2 separate regions of the Homo sapiens genome follow, and region 1 is linked to region 2. Evidence: chromatin loops called from intact Hi-C (ENCODE). Cell type or tissue: dorsolateral prefrontal cortex. All regions are shown on one strand. Each heading gives the region's core, and the rest is flanking DNA. Links, peaks and the distances in the headings are about the cores only.

The links. Hi-C counts contacts between places; a loop is a spot of excess contacts. Peaks named below come from ENCODE experiments on the same cell type or tissue, not always from the same donor. Only the 100,000 strongest peaks of a DNase experiment are listed, where the experiment ranks them.
Region 1: a loop joins it to region 2, with 4 times the contacts of the local background. A loop is called at or near these places in 4 of 110 quality-filtered maps.

Annotation. Positions count from the first base shown.
Region 1 is chr2:53,897,393-53,910,164 of GRCh38, reverse strand. PSME4 (proteasome activator subunit 4) reads left to right here. Exons shown (of 47, transcript NM_014614.3): 21 at 35-90; 22 at 1,325-1,381; 23 at 1,600-1,655; 24 at 1,747-1,845; 25 at 3,297-3,359; 26 at 3,472-3,567; 27 at 6,009-6,140; 28 at 8,606-8,815; 29 at 10,148-10,284; 30 at 11,811-11,864; 31 at 12,166-12,295. Among named protein-coding and RNA genes, the nearest start is that of GPR75-ASB3, 44 kb to the right of the region's middle. In dorsolateral prefrontal cortex, for the core only: a CTCF peak has its summit at 6,963 (motif pointing left); no DNase peak of the experiment used is centred there; H3K4me3 peaks cover 584 bases; H3K27ac peaks cover 3,304 bases.
Region 2 is chr2:54,036,674-54,049,445 of GRCh38, reverse strand. It overlaps a transcript of ACYP2 not described here. Among named protein-coding and RNA genes, the nearest start is that of PSME4, 72 kb to the right of the region's middle. In dorsolateral prefrontal cortex, for the core only: no CTCF peak of the experiment used is centred there; DNase peaks (open chromatin) are centred at 5,103, 5,343, 6,035 and 8,179; H3K4me3 peaks cover 1,173 bases; H3K27ac peaks cover 7,702 bases.

The DNA.
Region 1 (12,772 bases), core at 2,636-10,635, 140 kb after region 2:
ATTAATAAATGCAAGCACTCTTGTTTTTATACAGAGTACCAAGTATGGTGTCCTTGGAAGAGACAAAGTTGTATACTGGACTTGAATATGGTATGTGAATCCTAATCTGAGTAAATCTGTGTGGATTATTTTTGTCAGTAACTCCACAAGGACTAAAATGAAGTATGAAGTAGTGTTTTTGTTTTGTTTTGTTTTGAGACAGAGTCTCACTCTGTCTCCCAGGCTGGAGTGTGGTGACGCGATCTCTGCTCACTGCAACCCCTGCCTCCCTGCCTCCCAGATTCAAACGATTCTCCTGCTCCAGCCTCCCAAATAGCTAGGATTACAGGTGTGCACCACCAAGCCCAGCTAAGTTTTATATTTTTAGTAGAGACAGAGTTTCACCGTGGTGGCCAGGCTGGTCTCCAGCTCCTGACATCAAGTGATCTACCCACCTCCGCTTCCCAGAGTGCTGGGGGATTACAACCGTGAGCCACCCTGCCCGGCCTAAAATGAAGTAGTTTTGTATTATGATGTTCCTAATCTCTTTTTTGATATATGAAAAGAATATTAATTATACAGTAGTCATTTTTGCCTTTTCTGGAGAAACTGGAAAATTATTGTATAAAGAATAGCCAGTAAGAAATTGGGTCAGTCTGTATTTGAATGCTATGTACAGAGGTAGGCTTTTATATATCATAATGCTCATTTATGTTTAAAATTATTCTAGCACTTATATGTTATACTTGGTGTAAATACGAATATTGTAACCCTATATTTAAAAAAACTTTATACCTTCCTATCATAGTAAATTAAGTTTTATAATAACATTTATGTAAAACATTTTATTGTTAATGTTCTAAATCTAATAGAAATTTAGCACCCTTTCTCATCGCTGGATTAACACCAAAGTTACATACATTAATTGCTAGGCTGTAATTGCTTGATTTACGTCACCCACAACTAATTAGAAAATTCCATGTATTTTAATCTCTAATTAGTGACTAGAGCCTTTGAAATATTGGCAAAGGTGGTTTTTCTTTCCCTCGCCTCTCCAACCTTCTTGCCCCATGAAGTTTTATAAGCAGGTCATTTTATCTATTTTTTATTATTATTATTTTTCTTTATCTTGAAGCATGATAGACATCTCATAAGCAGGTCATTTAAGTGTAGAGGTTTTAGAAGTTGCTGTAGCATGCCTAGCCATTAATTCAACTATGGTAAAGGCAGACCTATTTTTTTCTCCAATACTTTATCCCTCCTTGACCTAACCTGTTGATATAAACTTTAAAAGTCTGAGGAGCATTCAGTGTCTAAAATACCTTCTTTTATTTTTTCAAAATAGATCTGTCTCGAGAGAACCACCGAGAAGTAATTGCTACAGTTATAAGGAAACTTCTTAGTAAGTGTATCTGTACATTTAACTTATTTGTACTTTGGAATAAGTATTTTGGAATTTTAATCTATAACATGCATGTGTTTACTTAATGTTTTTTATTCTAAATGGTGAGAATATTGGGCAGTGATTTTTTTTCTTAATAGATTCTTGACTAATGCCTCAAGATTCTTATAGTAGTTCAAAATATTTTAACCAAAATCCTTTTCTTTCTTCCATTATAGACCACATACTTGATAATTCAGAAGATGATACTAAGTCATTGTTTCTTATTATAAAGGTACATTTGTCATTTGATAGTTGCATAATGATTAATACGATCAAGCTTGGATTGATGACTTGCAAATACAATTTGAAATTCTTTGACACAGATTATTGGAGACCTTTTACAATTCCAAGGATCTCACAAGCATGAATTTGACTCCCGATGGAAAAGCTTCAACTTAGTAAAGAAATCAATGGAAAATCGGGTCAGTATTTTCACCTAAAAGTCTGCACTAATTGTTTTAAAGTCGTATAATAACCTCGTAATTTGGGTATTATTCAGCATATAGAAGAAGTTTTCCTAAAAGGAAAAATAGTAGATTTAAAAGTATGTAAAAGTTAAAAACATCATGGTAGAAATCAAATGGATCCTAGCAAAAAATATATTTTTCTTATACAGAATCTTCTGCCTGTTTCCATGACAGTCTCTAAACTCTCAATGGGAATTTGGACAATAGCATTGAGACTACCTTGTAAGAACTTGAAGGAATTTAAAAATAGGAGGAATTATCTATGGGCATGAATTTAAAGCATTACACTTTATGTAGATCTGAGAAAAAGTTACCCTGTATTATATTCAGCTGCAGAAGTCATTGTAAGCTTCTTTGGGGCCTTGGAAGAAAGAGTATCAGTGTAAGCCAAGAGATGTTCATGGCAGAATTCTTACGCCAGAAACTTTTACTGAAATTGAGTCTAAAAAGGTTGTATGAGTTCATTGTTTAGACAACAGTTGCTAGATACTTTAGACAGAAGGAATGGCATGTAAAAGGGCAAGGAGATATAAAAACATGGCATGCTTTTAGGGGCCAGGGGCTGTAGAGGGTAAACTAGGTTGCTTATACTTTGTTTTGAGAAAGTGTTTCAGTTTTATATTCAGCAGTAGGAGAGTCATTAACAGTTCTTAAGTAGATCTGATTTGAATATTGATTGGAAAAGTCAACACTCAATTCACTAAACATTAAAAAGCTCTGCCACCACTGTGAACAGTAAGTACAAAGAGATTGATACTGTAAGCAAGAAAGGGAGTTAAACTGTTTCACTCCAGGTGAAAAACACAGCCTAAGTCAAGTCAGTGGTATTGAAATGGAAATAACATGTTTTGAAAATGGTAGAATTGGGGGGCTTAATGACTAAGGAACTGTGGTGTGAAAGAAGAAGAGTCTTTGAGCCTCAACTATCTGCCTTTGGTGACCAGGTGGAAGATTATATGGATAAAAGCTTAAATGATAACTTTTAGAAAAGATATTATTATTAAATTTTGTAGTAAACATATTTGATTACCCTGAAAGGCTATGGCTATTTGTAGATTTAAGAGAGTTGAGCAATTGTCTTAGTAGGCTGTTTTTGTACTTTCAGTATTTAACTGAATAAGAACACAACTCTGTTGCTCTCCCATGCATGGGTCTAATAGTAAACTATCAGAGAAAAACAGGGTGTTGGATGGGCTATTTAAAAGGGGGATATTTCTACTGTTAGCCATAAAAATTAAGACAACATTTTTATATAAGCCTGATGTCTTTAGAATAAAGGAAATACCACCACCACTCACCAGTCAACCAGGGACCTTTTTGACCACTTATTAAGGTATTTAGAGGCATCCATTGTTGAAGTCATTTAGGGAAAATGTTGAAGTATTTGTTGCTACTTTGTTTTCCAGCTCCATGGGAAAAAACAACATATCAGAGCACTGTTGATTGATAGAGTAATGTTACAGCATGAGGTAAATATGTTTTTCAGTCATAGTGACTTTTTAAAATGTCAATTTTCCAGATGAGTATTTAGTTTTGTTTTCATAATCAAATTTTAGTAAATGTTTGCGATTGTTTTCTTAGCTACGGACACTAACTGTTGAGGGTTGTGAATACAAAAAGATACATCAAGATATGATCAGAGATCTTCTTCGTTTATCTACAAGTTCATACAGTCAGGTAAGGCTTATCCAAACGCTGCACTCTCATGCCCTCCCATTTTATTACATGCAATCTTAATATCCCCCTTTTAAGAAGAGAGTTTAAATAATTTCACCCATAATTGGAATTATTCTCTCAATTATTGGAAATTGTAATTTCCAGTAATTACCTCCAGGAAGTAATAAAACCAGGACCAAAAGCTAGGCTCTCTTAACTCATGTTAGCATAGAAAACAGCTTTCAAATTGCAAATATATTCAAGCTAAGGTTGCTAGTCATTTTTTTGTAATGCTTAATGTTGCTGTTTGTAATTGCTTCTCATTTATTTAAATTTGGAAGACAGTGCTAGTGTGATATTGCTGGCACTTCAATCACATTTTGAAGCCCAGTCTACGAAGGCCACATAATTCCTCCTAGACATTAAGCTTGGGTTTTAGGAAGCTGCTACCACATGAATTGTGAGGTCTGTCCTTTAGTGTAGGAACAAGAGATTATCTGCAAGCACAGAAAAGTGGAAAAAGAGATTCATGTGCAACTAATTATTCTATCTTTATGAAATAATGTAAATTAACTACAGGTTAAGCATTGGAAACCCAAAATACTCCAGAATCCAAAACTTTTTGAGCACCAACATGATGCTCAAAGGAAATGTTTATTGGAGCGTTACAGATTTCAGATTTTTGGATTTGGGATGATCACCCAGGAAGTTTATAATCCACATGTTTCAAAATGTGAAAAAAATCTCAAATCCAAAACATTTCTGGTCCTGAGCATTTTATTTTACTTTATTTTTATTTTTTGAGACAAGGTCTCTCTCTGTTACCCAGGCTGCAGTGCAGTGGTGTGATCACAGCCCACTGTAGCCTTGAACTCAAGCCTTGAGCTTGAGCTCAAGCGATTGTCTCACCTCAGCTTTCTAAATAGCTGGGATTATAGGCGTACATCACCATGAACTCAGGTCTTGAACTCAAGCCTTGTAGCCTTGGGCTTGAGCTCAAGCGATCGTCTTATCTCAGCCTCCCAAATAGCTGGGATTACAGGCATGCGCCACCATGCTGGACTAATTTTTTTCATTTTTAATAGAGATAAGGTCTCGTTGTATTGCCCAGGCTGGCCTCGAACTCCTGGGCTCAAGCGATCTGCCTGCCTGGGCCTCCCATGGTATTGGGATTACAGGTGTGAGCCACCATGCCCGGCTACCTGAACATTTTAGATAAAGGATACTCAACCTGTAACTAATCTCTAGCTCAGAGATTCCCTCTAAAGTAATGTTTAAAATGAGTTTGAGGCCGGGTGTGGTGGCTTATGCCTGTAATCCCAACACTGTGGGTGGGAGGCCAAGGCAGGTGGATCACTTGAGATCAGTTCAAGACCAGCCTGGCAACATGGTGAAACCCCCTCCCTACTAAAAATACAAAAATTAGCCAGGCGTGGTGGCATGCGCCTATAGTCCCAGCTACACGGAGGCTAAGGCAGGAGAGTTGCTTGAACCCTGGGAGGCGGAGGTTGCAGTGAGCCGAGATGGTGCCACTGCACTCCAGCCTGGGTGACAGAGCAGGAAAAAAAAAAAAACTGGTTATAGTAAAAGCAACACATTGTACATATTTCAAACTCTTTTTTTGTTTGTTTGAGACGGAGTCTCGCTCTGTCACCCAGGCTGGAGTGCAGTGGCACGATCTTGGTTCACTGCAACCTCCGCCGCCTGAGTTCCAGCAATTCTCCTGCCTCAGCCTCCCCGGTAGCTGGGACTACAGGCACGCACCACCATGCCTGGCTAATTTTGTATTTTTAGTAGAGACGGGGTTTCACCATGTTGGCCAGGCTGGTCTCTAACTCCTGACCTCAGGTGATCCACCCACCTCAGCCTCCCAAAGTGCTGGGATTACAGACGTGAGCCACTGCGCCCATCCTACTATAACCAGTTATTATCCATTACTATTTAACTAGTTCATAAGTTGTAAATTTATACTGAATATTTTGTTTGGGTCAAAAATATGTGAGATTGTACTTAAGGTTTGCCTTAAAAGGGTTAAGTTGTTATGTGTCTGTTTTGGTTTATTTTAGTTCCTCCTGGAAATTCTTTAATTTTCCTCATGTGGACATAAGAGAAAATCTGGCTCTTTATATCTAGAATAATTCAGAATAAAAAGTTTAGTAGTATGCTGATTACTTTTAGCTATGTTACTGAGCAAATGCATATAGGTTCCATTCAGTCTCCCCTTTATCAAACATATTTCAGTCAGTGTAACCTAAACCATGGATATGGTCGGTGGTATTGTGCTTTCCTTTTGATATAAGTAAAGATAATCATTTACTTCTTTTTTAGGGTACGTGCTTTGAAATTTATTTTGTTAATGAGAAAAACATGTAAATTATCATTACTGTTTTTGATAATTTGTTTTAAACTGCTTTGTACTTTACTATTTAATAAAAGTCCTTTGTTAATAATACTTCCTCCAGGTGAGAAATAAGGCTCAGCAAACATTTTTTGCTGCCTTGGGAGCATATAACTTCTGTTGCAGAGATATCATTCCCTTGGTTTTGGAGTTCTTAAGGCCTGATAGACAAGGTGTTACACAGCAACAATTCAAGGTATAGGGTTTTTTTCCTATTTTACTGTAAACATTTTCAAACATACTGAAAAGCTGAAAAAATTCTACGGTAAACATCCATATCTTCTTCACCACTGAGATTCTGTATTTAAGATTTTGCTGTATTTGCTTTATCGCATATCTGTTCTTTTTTTTAATGTATTTCAAAGTAAATTGAAGATATCAGCACGATTCACCTTTAAACAGGTATGATCTTTGTTTCATACTAATATGAGGAGACTCATTATTTAGTTATTTACCTCTGTTTGTGATCAGTATTATGATGAAGAAAATATAAGAAGCAGACTTTCCTGAGGAAAATAATTGTTTAACTTGAGTGCTAGTGGCCAAGTAGCCTGGCTGGCATATGGGAGAGAGGGATGAAAGACCAAGAAGTTTAGAGTAGTATGACCAGTGTGAAGGAAGGGCTTAAGACAGGAAGGAAGAAATATGGTAAGTTTGAGCAGTGGTATGAAAGCTTATGCAATTGGAGTAGAGAAGAAAGGAAATTATACAGGATAAGGCAAATACTACATCCTATGGGGATGTAATAAAGTATAGGTAATATATAATGATTGCTTATACTGTCAGGTAGAAAGAAATAGATTGAGAGTGAATTAAGAGTGAGAACGGATGGGACTTGTTGATTGAATATGAGGGGACTGAAAAAAGGAAATGTCAAAGTTACTAAGCTTTTGGATCGTACAACTAGTTGCTGGGCACATCAGAGAGAGAGAGAGAGTAGTTAGATGATGACATAGTTAATTTGGACTAGTTTAATTTGAAGTGGTTCCAATGACCTAAGAGCACCATCAAGTGGGCAGTTAGACATCTGAGTCCGAAGATACCATTTCCATGTATGTTGATTATAATTGAAATCTATGGGCATGGATAAGAAAGCCTAGGAGGAGAATAAGAAGAGGACCAAGGGGCATATGTTGAGAAACTCCTTTAGAAGCCAAATAGAAGAGCTGAGTGACCCTGGAGAGGTCAGAAAGGTATCAAGAAATCGGGAAGAATCACAGAAGGCAGGGAGAGGTCTTTCTAGAAGGAAGACTCAGTGAGTAGAGTCATTGTTTTTTGGAGATAATGAAGACGAGCCCTAAACATCTTCCATGAAGCTTGTAAGACAGAGGTGTCAATAAACTATAGCTCAGGCTCAGTTGCTTGCTTTTGTAAAAGTAAAAGCTTGCTTTTTTAAAACTTCTTGAAACACAGCCATGTTCATTCATTTATATATTATGTATGGCTACTTTCACTCTACAGTGGCAGAGAAGAGTAGTTGAGACAGAGAGCAAATGGCTTTGCTGTTTGCTTTCTGGCCGTTTATGGAAAATGTTTGCTGACCCCTGGTGCAGATGTATAATTCAAGAGTGTTGTAGGTTTGACTCATTGACTATTCTGTTGTTGACCTTAATGAGAGCAGTTTAAATGGACAAAATTAGAGAGGTCAAGTACAATCAAAACAGAAAAATATCTATTAGATCAACAAAATCGAGGTTATGAGTGACCTTATAGAGAACCTGTAGAGGAGTGGAATACAAAGTCAGTAATAAGCTAGATTGGAATCAGGTGAGGTAAATTGGAAATCAAAAGTTTTGATAGTAAAAACTTTTTATGAAAAAGCACTTTAGAAAGGATACCTGCTGTCATCAAAGGATACCTGCTGTCATCAGAATCATTGTGGTTAATTGGACTTTTATGAGTAATAAATATGCAGTATACTTTAGTTTTTATGTACTTTGTAAATTACTCAGCAACCAGGTGTTAACTAATATTTAATAAATTATTTCAAACACCAAACTTCAGACTCTAAAATTTTAAGAGTGACACATGTTGTGGTTTTTATGATACAGTTGAAGAAAATCAGAATGGAATATATGTTCTTAGAAACATCCTTCCATTTCTTTATTACCTTATTAGTAGCCATTCTTTGAACAATTTCTTTTTTTCTTTTTGGAGACAGGGTCCTGCTGTGTCACCTAAGCTGGAGTACAGTGGCACAGGCATGGCTCATTGTAGCCTCAACCTCTTGGGCTTAAGTGATCCTCCCACCTCAGCCTCCTGAGGAGCTGGGACCACAGGTGTGTGCCACCATGCCCAGCTAATTTTTGTATTTTTTATAGAGAAGAGGTTTCACCATGTTGCCCAGGCTCTCAAACTCCTGAGCTCAACCAGTCTGCCTTATTTGGCCTCCCAAAATGCAAGAATTACAGGCGTGAGCCACCTCACCTGTCCCAAACTCTTTATTAAATGACTTAGAGAAAATATTAATGGATATCACCTAAATGTCAAGTTCAGATTTCTAAAAAGTAACATGTTAAATGTGTGAACATATTTTACTAACCAATATTAAGCATTTAAGTAATCAATACTCATTTAAAACCAATACATAGGTGCATTGGCTACAACTACATGATGCCTCTTATTTCCCATGTAAACATATATATATTTTTTTTTCTGCAGGGTGCCTTGTACTGTCTCCTTGGAAATCACAGTGGTGTGTGCTTGGCAAACCTTCATGATTGGGACTGTATTGTACAGACGTGGCCAGCGATTGTTTCTTCAGGGCTTAGCCAAGCAATGTCCCTGGAAAAGCCATCAATAGTGAGATTGTTTGATGATCTTGCAGAAAAGATTCATAGGCAGTATGAAACAATTGGCTTGGACTTCACAGTAAGCAATATCATTCTTTCATTCAAGTTTTAGTGTAAATCCTGTCTTGTTAAAATGCCCTTTATTTTTCTTGCCCTTTTTCCAGTAATAATATTCTTGGCATTTGAGTCCAGTGTTTTTTTAAAAAAGCGTTTGTTACCTGTTTGCTTTTTGTACTTTCATTGATCATTATTGTACATAACAGGGTGAAGTAGCAAGTTGGAGCATGGTAGGGAGACAGCCAGGGCTCCACAAAGGGTTATTGATTTGTTATATTTACCCTTATTTTGTGTGTGCCCACAGCTTCATTTTTCAAAGAGTTAATTATATTTTATGAGGTTTACCATGCTAGCCAAAGTCGCAAAAGATCGACTACTGGGTTCGTAATTTATAGTGAAGAAAACTAAAATTGAATGATTTGACTCGAAAGACTAAAGAATATAACTTTCAGTGGTGCTTAGGTTGAGAGTTATAGCAGATTTTCTAGGAACTTGCAAATCTGTATTTATACTCCCTCAGAACATGGGGGTGAGTAAAAGAAGGGTGAGCACAGCAGAATCACCCTCTTGGCTGGCGTGACTATGGTTGACATCTCTCCCCTGGTTTAAAAACCACTGTTCTAAATGTATTCCTTTTAAATCAAACATAGGGTTGCTATTTGCGACTGTCATTAGATTATACTTTATTTTTTAGAAGAAAAATTTTAATTGAGATGTAATTCACATATCATAAATATCACCCTTTTAATATGGACATGTTATATGCACAGTAGAATATTCACAGGGCTGTGTAACTACTCAAATTCCAGAACATTTTCCTTTTTCTTTGTTTCTCATTCTCATTCTGTCTCATTCTGTCCCCCAAGGCTAGAGTGCAGTGGCATAATCATCCCCTGCCTCAGCCTTCCTAGTAACTAGGACTATAGGTGTGCACCACTACACCCAGCTAATTTAAGTTGTTTTTTTTTTTTTGAGAGAGAGACAGGGGTCTTGCTGTGTTCCCCGGGCTGGTCTCAAACTCATGGCCTCAAGCAGTCCCCTCACCTTGACCTCCCAAAGTGCTAGGATTACAGAGATGAGCCACCATGTCTGGCCTCCACAATGTTTTCATCACCCCAAAAGAAAACAAGTACCTAATAGCAGTCGCTTCCCATTCTTCCATACCCCAAACCCCTGGAAACCACTTTCTCTGTCAATAAATTTGCCCATTATTAGATATTTCATATAAATGGAATCGTAAAATATGTGGACTTTTGTGTCTGGCCTCTTTCACTTAGCATGACATTTTCAAGGTTCGTTCAGGTAGTATGCATCAGAACTTCATTTTTTTTCCTGCTTTTTTCTTTTTAACAAGATTCCAAAGTCATGTGTTGAAATAGCGGAATTACTTCAACAGTCAAAAAACCCCTCTATCAACCAGATATTGCTTAGCCCAGAAAAAATTAAGGAAGGAATTAAACGCCAACAGGAAAAGAATGCCGATGCCCTAAGGTAATTGATGAATGGTGTACTTCAATAGATGACATTATAGATAGTAAGTTTTGGCTTTTTTTTGAGACAGAGTCTTGCTCTGTTGCCCAGGCTGGAGTACAGTGAGACGATCATGGCTCACTGCAACCTTCACCTCCTGGGTTTAAGCTCTTCTCATGCGTCAGCCTCCCGAGTAGCTGAGATTACAGGCATGCACCACCACACCCAGCTAATTTTTGTATTTTTAGTAGAGACAGGGTTTTACCACATTGGCCAGGCGGGTCTCGAACTCCTGGCCTCAAGTGATCTGCCCACCTCGGGCTCCCAAAGTGCTGGGATTACAGGCATGAGCCACTGCGCCTGGCCGATAGTAAGTTTTTAACATCTCTAAAATATAGATGTATAACATAACTGCTTAATGATGTTTACACATTGACTTCTGAAAAAAATACAAAAAAGTTGAGAAGTAATTACTACACAGATTCCTGTTTTTCCTTTTTAAGCTATGGAGGTATAAAACACCATCTTAAAAATAAGGCCGAGCACGGTGGCTTATGCCTGTTATCCCAGCACTTTGGGAGGCTGAGGTGGGAAGATCACTTGAGCTAAGGAGTTCAAGACCAGCCTGGGCAACATGGTGAAACCCTGTCTATACAAAAAAAACAAAAATTTAGCCTGGCATGGTGGCACGCGCCTACAGTCCCAGCTACTCGGGAGGCTAAGGTGGGAGGATCGCTTGAACCTGGGAGGCAGAGGTTACAGTGAGCAGAGATCGTGCCCCTGCAGTTCAGCCTGGTAACAGAGCAAGACCCTGTCTCAAATAAACAAAACAAAAAGTTATTTCACTGTCCTATCTTTTTTTTTCTAGTGAATTATCTTTCTTTTTTTGTTTTTTTAAGGTAGTAATATTTCAGAAACTACATAACTGGTACACATCAGTCATTAATTCCTAAATTCAAGTTTAGCAGATGTATCATTTAATAGTTCTTATAATAGTAATAACTTATTGGTCAAATTTGGTATCAGGATTTTAATAAACTGTTTTTGGATTCTTGATACCAAAGCACTTAAATGCTTCACTGATAACACTCAAGCAAGAGTCTTCCTAACTTGATTTTGTCTTTGCCTTATAATTAGTATATGAATATACCTCTTTGTTGTTTTCTAAAATGTCTATAAATAATAAACTCTTATAGCCTACCTAATATATTTCAGAAACCTGGTGTATCGTGTGTGTGTGTGTGTGTGTGTGTGTGTGTGTGTGTGTGCCACTCCCAATTAATTGATTACTACTTACAGAGTTACTTGTGCATGTCCATTCAGGAAAAGTTGAGTTCACTCTTCCTAGCCTTTCATGAGCTTTTCCCAGCATCTCTGTTCACCTGTCTACTTTCATTCTGGCTTGCTTCTCATCAGGCCGTTTACAGTCAGGTGGTGGGAAGTAAGTGGGGAAGGAGGGTGAAATTGGCTAGAATTTGAATTTCTATTATATTTTTGATGTTCATTTTAGTATTATAGTAAAATAATACCTCACCTTTTTTTTAAAGGAACTATGAAAATTTGGTAGACACCTTGCTAGATGGTGTGGAGCAAAGAAACCTGTAAGTGCAAAAGATTTTTGTAATTCTCACAGCATTTTTCATAAATACTATAGGAGTTTTCTACATGGAAGGCTATGAATGACTATGTCACAAAAAGTTATATTCCGGTTTGTGTATTTGGAAGCAGATTAAGAGGAAAAGAGATGGAGGGAAAGTTTGGGATTAATGATAGGAGCAGTATTCTTCACTAGACCTATTTTAATTCTTGAGAAATTTAAAATTATAAGGTGTTTCACATACAGTTTTTTTTTTCCAAGTGGTTTTATGTGTGATATGCTTTGTTATTTTTCCTCCTTTTAAGGCCCTGGAAATTTGAACATATAGGCATTGGGCTTCTGTCTCTACTGCTGAGAGATGACCGAGTGTTGCCTCTTCGTGCCATACGGTTTTTTGTTGAGAATCTCAACCATGATGCAATTGTAGTTCGAAAGGTACATACCTTGTTTTAGCTACAGTCTTGGGTTTGAGAATATGTACGTGACCTGAAGTCTTTAAATTCTTCACAAGCAATACACACTTGGTTAATAAATATCTTGAAGTGTATTGATTTGAAATCTCCCCCTGTTGATTCAGAGATGATAATGATTCATCTAACAAATGAACATGTTTAGGCACTCTGTTTAAAAGACTGGGGATATAGCAGGAAATAAGTTTATAGGCTAATGGGAAAGATTTAACAATTAGAAAATTAGGTGTGCAGTGTGTTTCAGGAGGGGCAAGAAACTCGAGGGTATAGCTTTTTACTCTCCAAGTGTTAGAGGTGAGGTGGGGGTTGGGGAGATGGCCTAAGCTGAAGCATTGGAGAAAGACCTTTAAAAATACCCTGAGGCTGGGCAGGGCTTGGTGGCTCATGCCTGTAATCCCAGCACTTTGGGAGGCTGAGGCAGGTGGATCACCTGAGGTCAGGA
Region 2 (12,772 bases), core at 1,790-9,789:
ATGGGAAACAGCATATTTACATGTGGATAGGAAGCCAATAGAGAAAGCATAAAACCACGGAGAAGAAAAAGACACATTGACAGGGGCAAGTGTCTGAGGAGGTAAGGCAGTCTTATAAGATGGTGGAAGGATTCACAAAAGATCAGGGTGGCACTAGTCAGTTCATTATTATTATTATTATTTTTGAGATGGGGTCTCACTCTGTCACTCAGGCTGGAGTGCAGTGACGCGATCTTGGCTCACTGCAGTCTCCGCCTCCCGGGTTCAAGCGATTCTCCTGCCTTACCCTCCTGAGTAGCTGGAATTACAGGCATGCACCACCACGCCTGGTTAATTTTTGTATTTTTAGAAGAAACAGGGTTTCACCACGTTTCCCAGGCTGGCCTCAAGTGATCTTCCCACCTCAGCCTGCCAAAGTGCTGGAATTACAGGTGTGAGCCACTGCACCTGGCCCCAGCTCATTACTTCTAACCTATCTCAGAACAGACACTGACACATAGCAAATTCTCAGAGAATCTCTGTCCTTGTCCCTGCTGTTGCTTCCTGCTGAGCCCTGAGGTGCACCTACCCTTGCCTGGTATGAGGTGCTCTCATAAACCCTAAAAGTGCAGTCCCTGGGAATTTCAGAGCCAAGTCTGTCACTTCCTCTTGTCAGTGTCTAAATTAATTATCTAAAAGATTTGAAAACAATTCTGCACATTTAGGCACTGAAGATATCTTTAAAAATGCCATATATGTGAATGCATTTAATACTACTGAACTATACACTTAAAAAATGGTTGTAGGTCATGGTGGCATGTGCCTGTAATCACAGCTACTCTGGTGGCTGAGGTGGGAGGATCCCTTGAGCCCAGTAGTTCAACACTAGAGTGAGCTATGATACTGCACTCCAGTGGGGTGACAGAGCAAGACTGTCATCTCTAAAAAAATTAACTAATTGATTTAATTTTTAAAAAGTGGCTGTAATGGTAAGTTTGTTATGTAGCTGTTAACACATGGTTAATTTTTTTTTCTTTTTCTTGAGACAAAACTCACTCCATCACTCAGGCTGGAATGTAGTGGCACAATCACCACTCACTGCACCCTTGACCTCCCTTGTTCAAGCAATTCTTCCACCTCAGCTTCCTGAGCAACTGGGGCCATAGGGTGTGCCACCACACTCAGCTGACTTTTTTTTATTTTCAGTAGAGACAACATCTTCCTGTGTTGCCCAGACTGTCTCAAACTCCTGGCCTCAAGGGATCCTCCTGCCTCAGCCTCCCAAAGCGCTGGGATTACAGACATGAGCCACTGCGCCTGGCCTACAAAAACTTTTATTACAAAAAATATATATAAAATTAGGAAAAATCATCTCTAAATGAATAATACTACATTTGTCAGATTCTAATGACTTAAATAATAGAGTGAAGCCCAAGGTTACAATGCTTAGTGAGACCTGGAAGACCAACTTGATCTTCACCTGCAACCATGGAACCAGCCTTGGCTGGGGGAAAGAACTCACTTCCCAGATCACAGGGTCAATTCTATCTCCCTAGCCATTGACGAGTTTTCTTCTAGAACCATGACTCAACTCTTGAGGAGACAATTTCTTATCGTGGTATGGTAGCTGCGGTCTTTTGTCTAAGTAGAATGTTCATGATATATTTAATGTATTACAACCTTTTTAAAAAATCCATCTCACACTTTAAAAATTTGTTCTCAACTTCAGAAATAATTTTGAAAGAACAAGTACTGACAAAGACTACTTTTAATTATAGTAATAAGCAAGGAACTAATGGGGGGTATTCAGTCAAAAAGGAAAAATATGCTTCCATTTGGCCTCACCTCCACATTTCATTCCTAACTTAGCCCAAACCATATTCTAATACAATACAATCAATTTATTCATGGCAAGGTGGTAATTAGTATGTAGTCCTAGTAAAATGGGTCTGGTGATATTTTTTGATTTGCACCTTCTTTGGTTGGGAATATTGCATTCAATAACTGTATGGCAAATAAAATGACTCGACAGGGCCACGCAGCAGAAGTATTTTCAATAGCAAGTTGCCTTTATATGGGCATATTTCTACATTCTAAAATAATGTCTCCATTATCTTGGTTAGAGTTCAACTCTTTTAAATTTATAAGAAATATGCCATGCATGAGTGTGTGGTGATGATTCACAGATTTGAAATAACACCTACTCTCCTGCGGTTCTGGCACAAAATGTGTCAGTGAAGCCTGCAATTAGGAAAATTATCTTGGCCTGTCTTGCCACAAGATGGTGACGTCAATTATATACATCCAGAGCAGAAATCTGTCCCAAAAATGGGTTTAGAAAACAGTTATCCAGCCTTGCTTGGTGCCTTAGTGCCTTGGTGCCTTTGCAATGTCATCTAAATCTTTGTCACTGATGATAACACGAATAATATCTACTGAAAACTGCAATATAGTTTATTTTAGTCTTCACAACAGCCTTATGAGGTAGACACTATCATGGTCCCTATTTTACTGATGAAAAGAGGTTAAATAAGTTGCCCAAGATTATACAGCCAGGTAATGGTAGAACTTGGATTTGAACCCAGCTCTCTCAGACTCAGATGTTCACTCTTTTGATTAGGATTGGCTATATAATTTGAAGGGTCCATTGCAAAATGAAAGTGTGTTGCCCCCTTATTCAAAAATTATTAATAATTTCAAGATGGTAATAGTGAGGCATTGAACCAACGGGTGCAAGCCCTTCTAAGCACAGGGCCCTGTGTGATTGGACAGGTCATACACCCCTGAAGCTGGCCCTGCTTTTGTTCATATCACTTTCCTCCATTGTGGCCTTATCCCCATGCCTCAACCTAATTCAACAAATATTTTGTCGAGGCCGTATCTCCACTGAAAGAGGTCTTATGTTGATCCATGAGAGATACAGATTCAGCCTGGAGACAAACAACATGTATTTCTCAAGCAACCTTTTTTTTTTTTTTTTTTTTAGACAGTCTTGCTCTGTCACCAGGCTGGAGTGCGATGGCACTGCAGTTCACTGCAGGTTCACTGCAACCTCCGCTTCCCAGGTTCAAGTAATTCTTCTGCCTCAGCCTCCTGAGTAGCTGGGATTACAAGTGTGTTCCATCACACCCAGCTAATTTTTGTATTTTCAGTAGGGACAGGGTTTCACCATGTTGGCCAGGCTGGTCTCGAACTCCTGACCTCAAGTAATGCACCCGCCTCAGCCTCCCCCCAAATTGCTGGGATTACAGGTGTAAGCCACTGCGCCTGGACCTTTTTTTTTTTTTTTTTTTTTTTTTGACAGGGTCTGGCTTTGTCACCCAAGCTAGAGTGCAGTGGCATGATCACTGCTCACTGCAACCTCTGCCTGCTGGGCTCAAGCAATCCTCCTACCTCAGCCTCCCAAGTAGCTGGGACTATAGGCATGTGCCACCACGCCCAACTAATTTTTGTATTTTTTTAGAGACTGGGTTTTGCCATGTTGCCCAGGCTGTTCTAGAGCTCCTGAGCTGAAGCAATCTACCCACCTTGGCCTCCCAAAGTGCTGGGATTACAGGCCTGAGCCACTGCTCCCAGCCTAGCCAATCCTTTTGCTTGTTGAGATTTCACATCATACTGAGCAGCAGAAAGTGTTCCACAATTTTTTTTTCTGGGACAGAGTCTCACTCTGTCACCCAGGCTGGAGTGCAGTGGCGTGATTTTGGCTCACTGCAAGCTCCACCTCCCAGGTTCCCGCCATTCTCCTGCCTCAGCCTCCCGAGTAGCTGGGACTACAGGCGACTGCCACCACACCCAGCTAATTTTTTGTGTTTTTAGTAGAGACAGGGTTTCACCGTCTTAGCCAGGATGGTCTCGATCTCCTTACCTCATGATCTGCCCGCCTCGGCCTCCCAAAGTGCTGGGATTACAGGTGTGAGCCAACATGCCCAGCCAGTGTTCCACAATTTTATGAGTTTTCAATGTCAAGCCTTCTCTTTGGTTGGTCCCTAAAACCTCTCTTTTAATTAGCCTGCTCCTCTCTTAAAAACAAAACACTGTTATAAGACCAACAGTTTCGTATCCCCACTGCATAGTAACACGCCAATACACTGAGACAGGAGGGTTTGCAGCAGAGAAAGAATTTAATGGTTGCAGGGTGCTGAGTAAGAAGATGGGAGGAGACCCTCAAATCCATCTCCCCAAGGAATTGTAGGCTGGGGTTTTTAAGGGGATCGTGGAGGGCGAGGACCTGGAAAACTGGGGTCATTGATCAGTTGGAATAAGGGGGATGAAATCATTAGGATGTGGAAACTGCATTCTTTGGTGAGTCAGCTCCTTTTGGGGTCGTTCAGACCAGCTGATGTCAGTAGTTTCATTGGTATGCAGGACCTGAAGGAATATCTCAAATGGAAAACTTAACATTTTATAATGTTCAAGTTGTTATCTATAAAGCACTTTAGGGACACTATAATCTTGTAACAGGATCTATGAAATTCTAATACAACAGGCACTAAATGACGATGAGGAAGCAGGTCAAAGAGTGAGCTGACCTCATGATAAATGCTGAATATGCTGCAAACTTGGTTTATTTTTATTTCTGTCCCTCCCTTCTTTTCTGATTAATTTTTGTAAAGTTTATAGGGATGGTTTCACAACAACAAACCTTCAGCCACTTTCCACTGCAGTTTCTAGCATAAAACATGGCAGCAGATGTGACAGGAAGTCATTGCAGAAAAAAAAATGGTGGTGTCATGCATTACTCCCTCCTGCTGTGATTATTTGTAGCTGCTTCACCCTGATTATGGGAAAAGGCCTCATATCCTTGTAATTGTAGGGTCCTGATTAATAAACCGTTTGCCTCCCAGGATCTTTTTTTTTTTGAGAGGGGCGGGCAGGAGTGGGGGACAGCGTCTTACTCTGTTGCCCAGACTGGAGTGCAGTGGTGTAATCTCAGCTCACTGCAACCTCCACCTCCCGGGCTCAGGTGATCCTCCCACCTCAGCCTGGCACTGTGCCACCACACTTGGCTTTTTTTTTTTTTCTTTTGGTATTTTTAGTAGACACGGGGGTTCGCCATATTGCCCAGGCTAGTCTTGAACTCCTCGTCCCAAGTGATCTACCCGCCTCAGCCTCCCAAAGTGCTGGGATTACAGGCATGAGCCACCGCACTCAGCCGTAGATCTTCTTTTGAAAAGCTTTCCAAAACTTTCCCTTGGCACCTTTATTCAGTGGAAAGTCTGGAGCTGAGAGGATGACATATTCTTGTGTCAACACATATCCTGAGAACAAAGGGAGTCTGTTTGTGGTGTGTATGGAGTAACTGTGACGTGCAGTTTACATTTCTAGAGAAAACAATGGGCTCTGTGTGTACATCTGTTGCAGGGGAGTGTTTGGAGATGGAGATCTAGAAGAGAGATCTCGTCTCTGTCCTTGATGGGGCTTTCCACTTAATTTGATGCCCAGCCCCGAACTCTCCTTTCCCTTGCTCTTCTCACCAGCTGGAGCTTCTTATTTCTCATCCTCACATACATTTTTACTGTGATTCCCTTTTCCCTAAAAAATGTGGGTAGTTCCTGTTTTTAGTTTCCTCCTAATTGGGATAAGGAGGAGGAATCACAGCTAGCCCCCAGCCGAGACTCTTCACACTTTAGGATTTAAATGTGGACTGCAGGGGTTGATGTATCGCTGCCTTTTATGAATAAGGTTAGATGCAGTTATAGATAATGTGTAAATTTGCCATGGAAGGATGTCTGGATACATATAAGTAACCAGCATGGTAGTTCTCCATCATATCAGACCCATTATCCCCTTTATATAATAAAACATCGCCTTCATGATTTTAAATGAAATTCATATATCATATAATCTAATTCCACACAGGAAAAAATTTTTTAATTAGCACAATGTCATAAGTGTAAAATAAAGAAGAAATAAAACTGGAGTTAGGGTCTAAGTTGAAATAATTATAGATAGATTTTTCATTCATATCAATGCCCTGCAGGGCATTTGAAAGTCAGGCAGAACAGTTTCTTTGTTCTATGGAACTGTTCCACACATCTGTCAGTCTTGGCCCCAGCCACCAAATGCCACTGAGCATGCCTTCAATCACTGTGATAACCAAAAATGCATCCGTAATTCCCAAACCATATCCAAAAAGTGGTCCTGCCCCTGTTGAGAACCACTGGTCTGAGTAGGAGTGCCTGTATATTGGATTCCTTTTGATTGTCCCTTGGTTAAGATATTCAGGTAATAGAATAAGATATATTATACTTGCCATCCTCCCAGGCTAAGAGTTCTGGGGTTTGGCAATCCTGAACTCAACCACTCAACCAGCATGCATTTTCTATGTGTACACAACTATTTTTAGGCCACTAGTTTTAAAATAGCAGACACACACACACACACACACACACACCCCACACACACCCCATATTAACCAAGGTCCCTGGCCACATACAGTAACAAGGCTTTGGTCAGGGAGTGGCCATGCTACGCATGGACTGATGGCTATGTAGAGCAAGGTAGACAGAGCATTTATTTTGTGCTATATTTAAATTATAGGGAGGTGGAAATGGTGGGTGTGCTGATGTGTTTAGGTTCCTAAGAAAGATTGGTTGGTCTTCCACGTTGCTTCTTGGTTCTCTCTCTGATCTCCAACTTGGATTCGTGAAACGAGAGTCTGCATTGTAAATATGTTTTCCCTGGCCAAGGACAGATGGTAACATTTGCCTCTCTTTCGGCCTGCTGAATACAAATTTGAAGCCAAACAGGGACCCAAAGGGAATAAGGGTCCCCTCACCATCGTGCCCCTTGACACACACCCCTAATTAGGATCTACTCAAATATCATTTACCAGACACTAATAAAAATATTGAGTCCTGGCCAAAAAGAAAAATAAAAAAAAGTTGTATGTTTGTGGAAACTTCTGTGAGTCACTCTCCAGCATCTACCCTGGGTCAGTGTGTTTTGCTCCCAGAATAAGCTAAAATTTGAATGGAAGAAGAATTCTAAACAATCTAAGGAAAAACTTAAACAGAATAACCCCTGTACTCTATGACCTATGATATAAGATTTGCTCCTCTTAAATTATTCTGAGCCAAGAGCAACGTTTATAGCTTAACACCAAGCTTGTTTTCTGGGGGTACAGTTCTTATATGGACTATTAAGAATAAAGTGAGTTTGGGCTGGGCGTGGTGGCTCACGCCTGTAATCCCAGCACTTTGGGAGGCCAAGGCAGGGGGATCACCTGAGGTTGAGAGTTCGAGACCAGCCTGACCAACATGGAGAAACCCTGTGTCTACTAAAAATACAAAATTAGCAGGGTGTGGTGGTGCATGCCTGTAATCCCAGCTACTTGGGAGGCTGAGGCAGGAGAATTGCTTGCACTCGGGGGCGGAGGTTGTGGTGAGCCAAGATCGTGCCACTGCACTCCAGCCTGGGCAAGAAGAGTGAAACTCCATCTCAAAAAAAAAAAAAAAGAAAGAATAAAGTGAGTTTGAAGCAATGGACCGGAGACAGAAAATGAATTCCAGAACTGTGTGAGGTGTCTCATGCCTGTGGTCCCAGCAACTTGGGAGGCTGAGGCGGGAGGATTGCTTGAGCCCAGGAGGTTGAGGCTGCAGTGAGCTGTGATCGTGCCAGTGTACTCCAACGTGGGCAACAGAGCAAGACCCCACTCTAAAAAGAAAAAAATGCATTCTAAGTGGGGAAACAATTTATTCTTTCATGTATGCGTTCATTTGATACCTCACCCAGCTTAAACTCACTTATATTATGTTGCATGTACCCTCAGCTCCCTTGCCGCCTCTGACACTGAGATACTCACTTGAATAAACAATAACCTTTGTTGAAGAAAACATTCCCCATAGTCCAGTCGTACACCTGTGCAGCCAAATGCAACTAGTGAAGAACCAAACCATACTAAGAGATCTCACTTTAAATTCATGATCATAAGTTTTGAGTAAGCCCTTAATGCTGCTAACAACCACACTGAATTTCCCTGGCCCTTTTATTCTCCCACTCTCCTGGGTGACTATTTCACACCTTCTCTGTCCTCAAACCTCAAATACTTACTCACCTCCCCTCATCATTCTGATGCCCTTGCTTCCTATTTCACTGAGAAAATAGAATGAATCAGAAGAGAGCTCCCACAAACACCCACCGCTGCATCATGCCCATATTCTGGGCTTCCTTCCTGTGACTGTAGAGGAACACTCTGTGCCCCTAGAAAAGGCCACCGCTGGCCGGGCGTGATGGCTCATGCCTGTAATCCCAGCACTTTAGGAGGCTGAGGCAGGCAGATTGCATGATGCCAGGAGTTCAACACCAGCCTGGGCAACATGGTGAAACCCTGTCTCTACAAAAAATACAAAAAAAAAGAAAGAAAGAAAGAAAGAGAGAGAGAGGAAAAGAAAAGAAAAAAAGAAAAGAAAAGGCCACCGCTTTCCTTGTGAACCAGACACCACCTACTCAAGGACATCACTCCAGCAATTCTCCTCTCAATCACCTGCATCAGCTCATCCCTTTCCCCTGGATCTTTTCCACCTATCTATGAACACTATTTCTCCCATTTTTGAAAAACCCTCTGTTGACCTCACTTCCTCTTTCAGCTACTACCTCCATTTCTTTCTTTCCTAGGGGTTGTCTATATTCCCCATGTCCAGTACCTCTCTAAAACCTAATATAGTCAGTTATTTATCCAATCCACTTCAGTTAAATCACTCTCATCAAGATCTCCTCCACTTTCCTGTTGCTATATCCAACAGCCAAGCCTTAATTTTCATCTTACTTGATCAGTTAGTAGAATGTGATTACTCTTTCCTCCTGAACCACTTTCCATATAGTTTTTAGAAGGGCACTTACCTAATCTTTCCCCTATTTCTCTGGCTGCTCATTATCAGTCTTCTATGTTAGGTCCTGTTCATCTCTCTGACCTCCAAAACTTGGAGCATCCCAAGATTCAGCCCTTGTACCTCTTCTGCTTTCCATCTTCACTGACTCATTTGGCAATCTCCTCTAGTCTCATGACTTGAACTATCATCTAGGATGTGCTAACAGTGTCCGGTCTGCATGTCTCCCCTATACCCCAGATTCACATATCCAGCTGCCTCCTTAATATTATCACTTGAATAAAAGACATCTCAAGTTTAACAAGTCCTAAACTGAACTCCTGATTGCTGCTTGTCACTGCCCTACCACCAAATCCTGTTCCTTTTCTTCTTTTCCCGAGTTGCAGAGTTCAAAGCCTTGAAGTCATACTGGATGCTTCTTTTCCTCTCACACCTCACATCTGACCTATCAGCAGATCTGTCTGATTAACCTTCAGCATATGTCCAGAATCTGACCAATTCTCACCACTTCCACTACTACCACTGCTGTCTTTTACCTAAATTACTGTGGGAACCTCCAAACTAGTCTCCCAGCTTCCATCTTTGACATGTTGAGATTCTTCTCAACACAGAAGCCTGGGCCAGGCACAGTGGCTCATGACTGTAATCCCAGAACTTTGGGAGGCCAAGGCACAAAGATCTCTTAAGCCCAGGAGTTTGGGGCTGCAGTGAGCTATGATTGTACCACCACACTCCAGCCTGGGCAACAGAGCAAGACCCTGTCTCAAAACACACACACACACACACACACACACACACACACACACACACACACACACAAAAGAAAACAAATATAAAACACAGAAGCCTGAGTGACACCGATAAAAACATAAATTCAAGAAGATCACTCTTCTGCTCAAAAACCCTCCAAGCCCTCCAAAGGGCTGCATGTGCTGGCTCATGCCTGTAATCCCAGAGCTTTGGGAGGCTGAGGTGGGTGGATCGAGGAGTTCGAGACCAGCTTGGGCAACATGATGAAACCCCATCTCTACCAAAAATACAAAAATTAGCCAGGTATGATAGTGCACACGTGTAGTCCCAGCTACTAGGGAGGCCAAGGTGAGTGGATTGCTTGAGCTCAGGAGTTCGAGATCAGCTTGGGCAGCATCATGAAACCCCATCTCTAGAAAAAATACAAAAATTAGCCAGGCATGATAGTGCACACCTGTAGTCCCAGCTACTAGGGAGGCTGAGGCGGGAGGATCGCTTGAGCCTGGGAGGCAGAGGTTGCTTGAGCCAAGATCACACCACTGCCCTCCAGCCTGGGCCACAGAGTGGGACCCTGTCCCCCCCCGCCAAAAAAAAGGAAAAAGAAAAAAAGAGAAGAAAAGAAAAAAAAAATTAAAGCACGATGTAGGCTGGGGAAAAAAAAAAAAAAAAAACTTCCAAAGATATTTTTAGTAAAAGTTCAACTTGAAAAATTATTTTAAAGCCCTACATGCTCTGCTCACTGCCCATTCTCTCCCAACCTCACCCTCTACTTCTTTCCCACTTCCCTGTTCTATTATAGGAGCACGCTCCCCACCCTTTGCTGTTCCTTGAACATTCCAGACACCTCAGGACCTTTGTACTAGCTGTTCCTGGGATGTTCTTCCCCCAGATATGACTCACTCATTCACTCACTCAACTCCTTCCCTCAAATATCTCCTTCTCAGTGAGCCCTTCCCTGTTAACCCATCTAAAATTGCAATTTCAAGAGCTCCTTTTCCCACTTACTGGCTTTACTTTTTTTTCCTGCAGAATTTATTGCCACCTATGGAACAAATGTTTATTTTATTTATCTTTTTTTTTTTTTTTTTACCTATTCTGACAACCAAAATGTGAGCTCCAAAAAGGTGGGGGTTTTTTCATCTTTTTTCATTGCTGTATCTTAGCACTTAGAAGAGTATATATATATATATATATATATATATATATATATATATAGTATTCAATAAAGATTTATTGAATGAATGAATGCCTACTGTATGCAAAGAATCACCTTTAGGTTCTGGTGAAACAGAGAGGAATAAAGTTACTGAACACTCTGCACTTCAGGTTCCTCATCTACAAAATGGAGATAATAATAAGCCTCATGGGACTATTACAAGGATTAAATGATCAATAACTTATGTAGTGCTTAGAATAGCACCACGCACTTAGTAAGTACTATGTTAAGTAAATAAAATACATACATATATATATTTAAATCCCTGCCCTCAAGAAGCTCACATATAGTGGAAAGTAAGATATATTTGCAAAAAAAACAAAGAGTATGCAGTGTTAGCAAAGAAGACGGGAAAAGGGTCAACTTACCCTTAGGGTGAAAGAAGCCTTCACAGAGAAGCTGAACTTAATGTGAATCTTGGAGAATGAGGAGGTGTCTACCAGGCCAAAAATAAGGGCATCCTAGGCCAAGGACAACCGAACAAATGTTTGAATCAGGACGCTCAGAGGTTAGAATAAATCTGTCCTCCCACCTTCCAGGAAGTGTTGATCCAGAGTTGTCTCAATATATCCAGCTTGTTTTTCCTACTTCATGCTTTAATTTCCTTATTATATAAGGGAAGGTGTTGGTAACACTGAATATTAAATTGTAGTAATTTCACTGTGTAGGAGAGAAAGCTTCGGAGATTTTTACACCCTGGGGAAATATTTATTCCAATCTGCATGATGCACACAGTGAAAAGCACCTGCTAGCTCTAAGTCACCTTCACATTCCTGAAAGAATTTCCAAGTTTCTCATAGTTTATTGATATTTATAATGTTGATATTTTCAATCTTCTGATATGACCATTGATAACCACCTAGCTTATTAAAAGTCTTACATTTCATTTGTTTCAAAAGCACTCTGATTTCGATTTTACTATATATTTTATTCACTTTTTTAAAGTTAATTAAAAGCATGTTTTAGGCCGGGCATTATGGCTCACCCCTGTAATCCCAGCACTTTGGGAGGGTGAGGGGGGAGGATCACTTGAGGCCAAGAGTTCAAGATTAGCCTGGGTAACATTGTGAGATCTCATCTCTACAAAAAATTTAAAAGTTAACTAGGCATAGGGGTTCACTGTGGTCCTAACTACTCAGGAGGCAGAGGTGGTTGGATTGCTCGAGCCTAGGAGGTTGAGGCTGCAGTGGGCCGTGATTGTGCCACTGCACCTCAGCCTGGGTGACAGAGCAAGACTCTGTCTCAAAAAAACAAAACAAGCTTGGTATGGTGGCTTATGCCTGTAATCCCAGCAATTTGGGAAGCTGAGACAGGTGGATCACTTGAGAACAGGAGTTTGAGACCAGCCCAGGGAACATGGTGAAACTCCGTCTCTACCAAAAATACAAAAAAATTAGACAGGCATGGTGGTGGGCGCCTGTAATCCCAGGTATTTGGGAGGCCGAGGCCAGAGGATCACTTGAGCCTGGGAGGCAGAGGTTCTAGTGAGCCAAGATTGCACCACTGCACTCCAACCTGGGTGACAGAGCGAGATTCTGTCTTAAAAAACAAAACAAAATTCTAACGTCCATTGAAATATTTTCTAAAGGAGTTTTTCTCTACATTAAAAAATAGGAGTTAGGTCCTTTGGCCAGAAACTCAATGTAAAATTATATACATATTAATTAGGGACAACATTACTTCACACAACTCTAAGTCCTCTTAAATGAGTGATCTAGAAATCAGAGGAGAGGGACCTGACCATGAAGCAGTCAAGGCATCATCCAGGGAAGACCGCAGGGGCCACGCAGGAGGTAACAGAGCACCACAGTTGGGTGTCCAGTTTTCAGGATATGGTCCAGAAACAGTCCCGCCAATGTCCTGGGTGTAGGCCCTGAGAGATCCTAGACATTCAAATGCCACTTTATTCATTTACAATGAGAAATTAAACTCTCACATGGACCAGAATTTTCTTGCTTGCCTAATTTGTGCATTTTCTCCTTGAAGTCAAGGCAAAGAG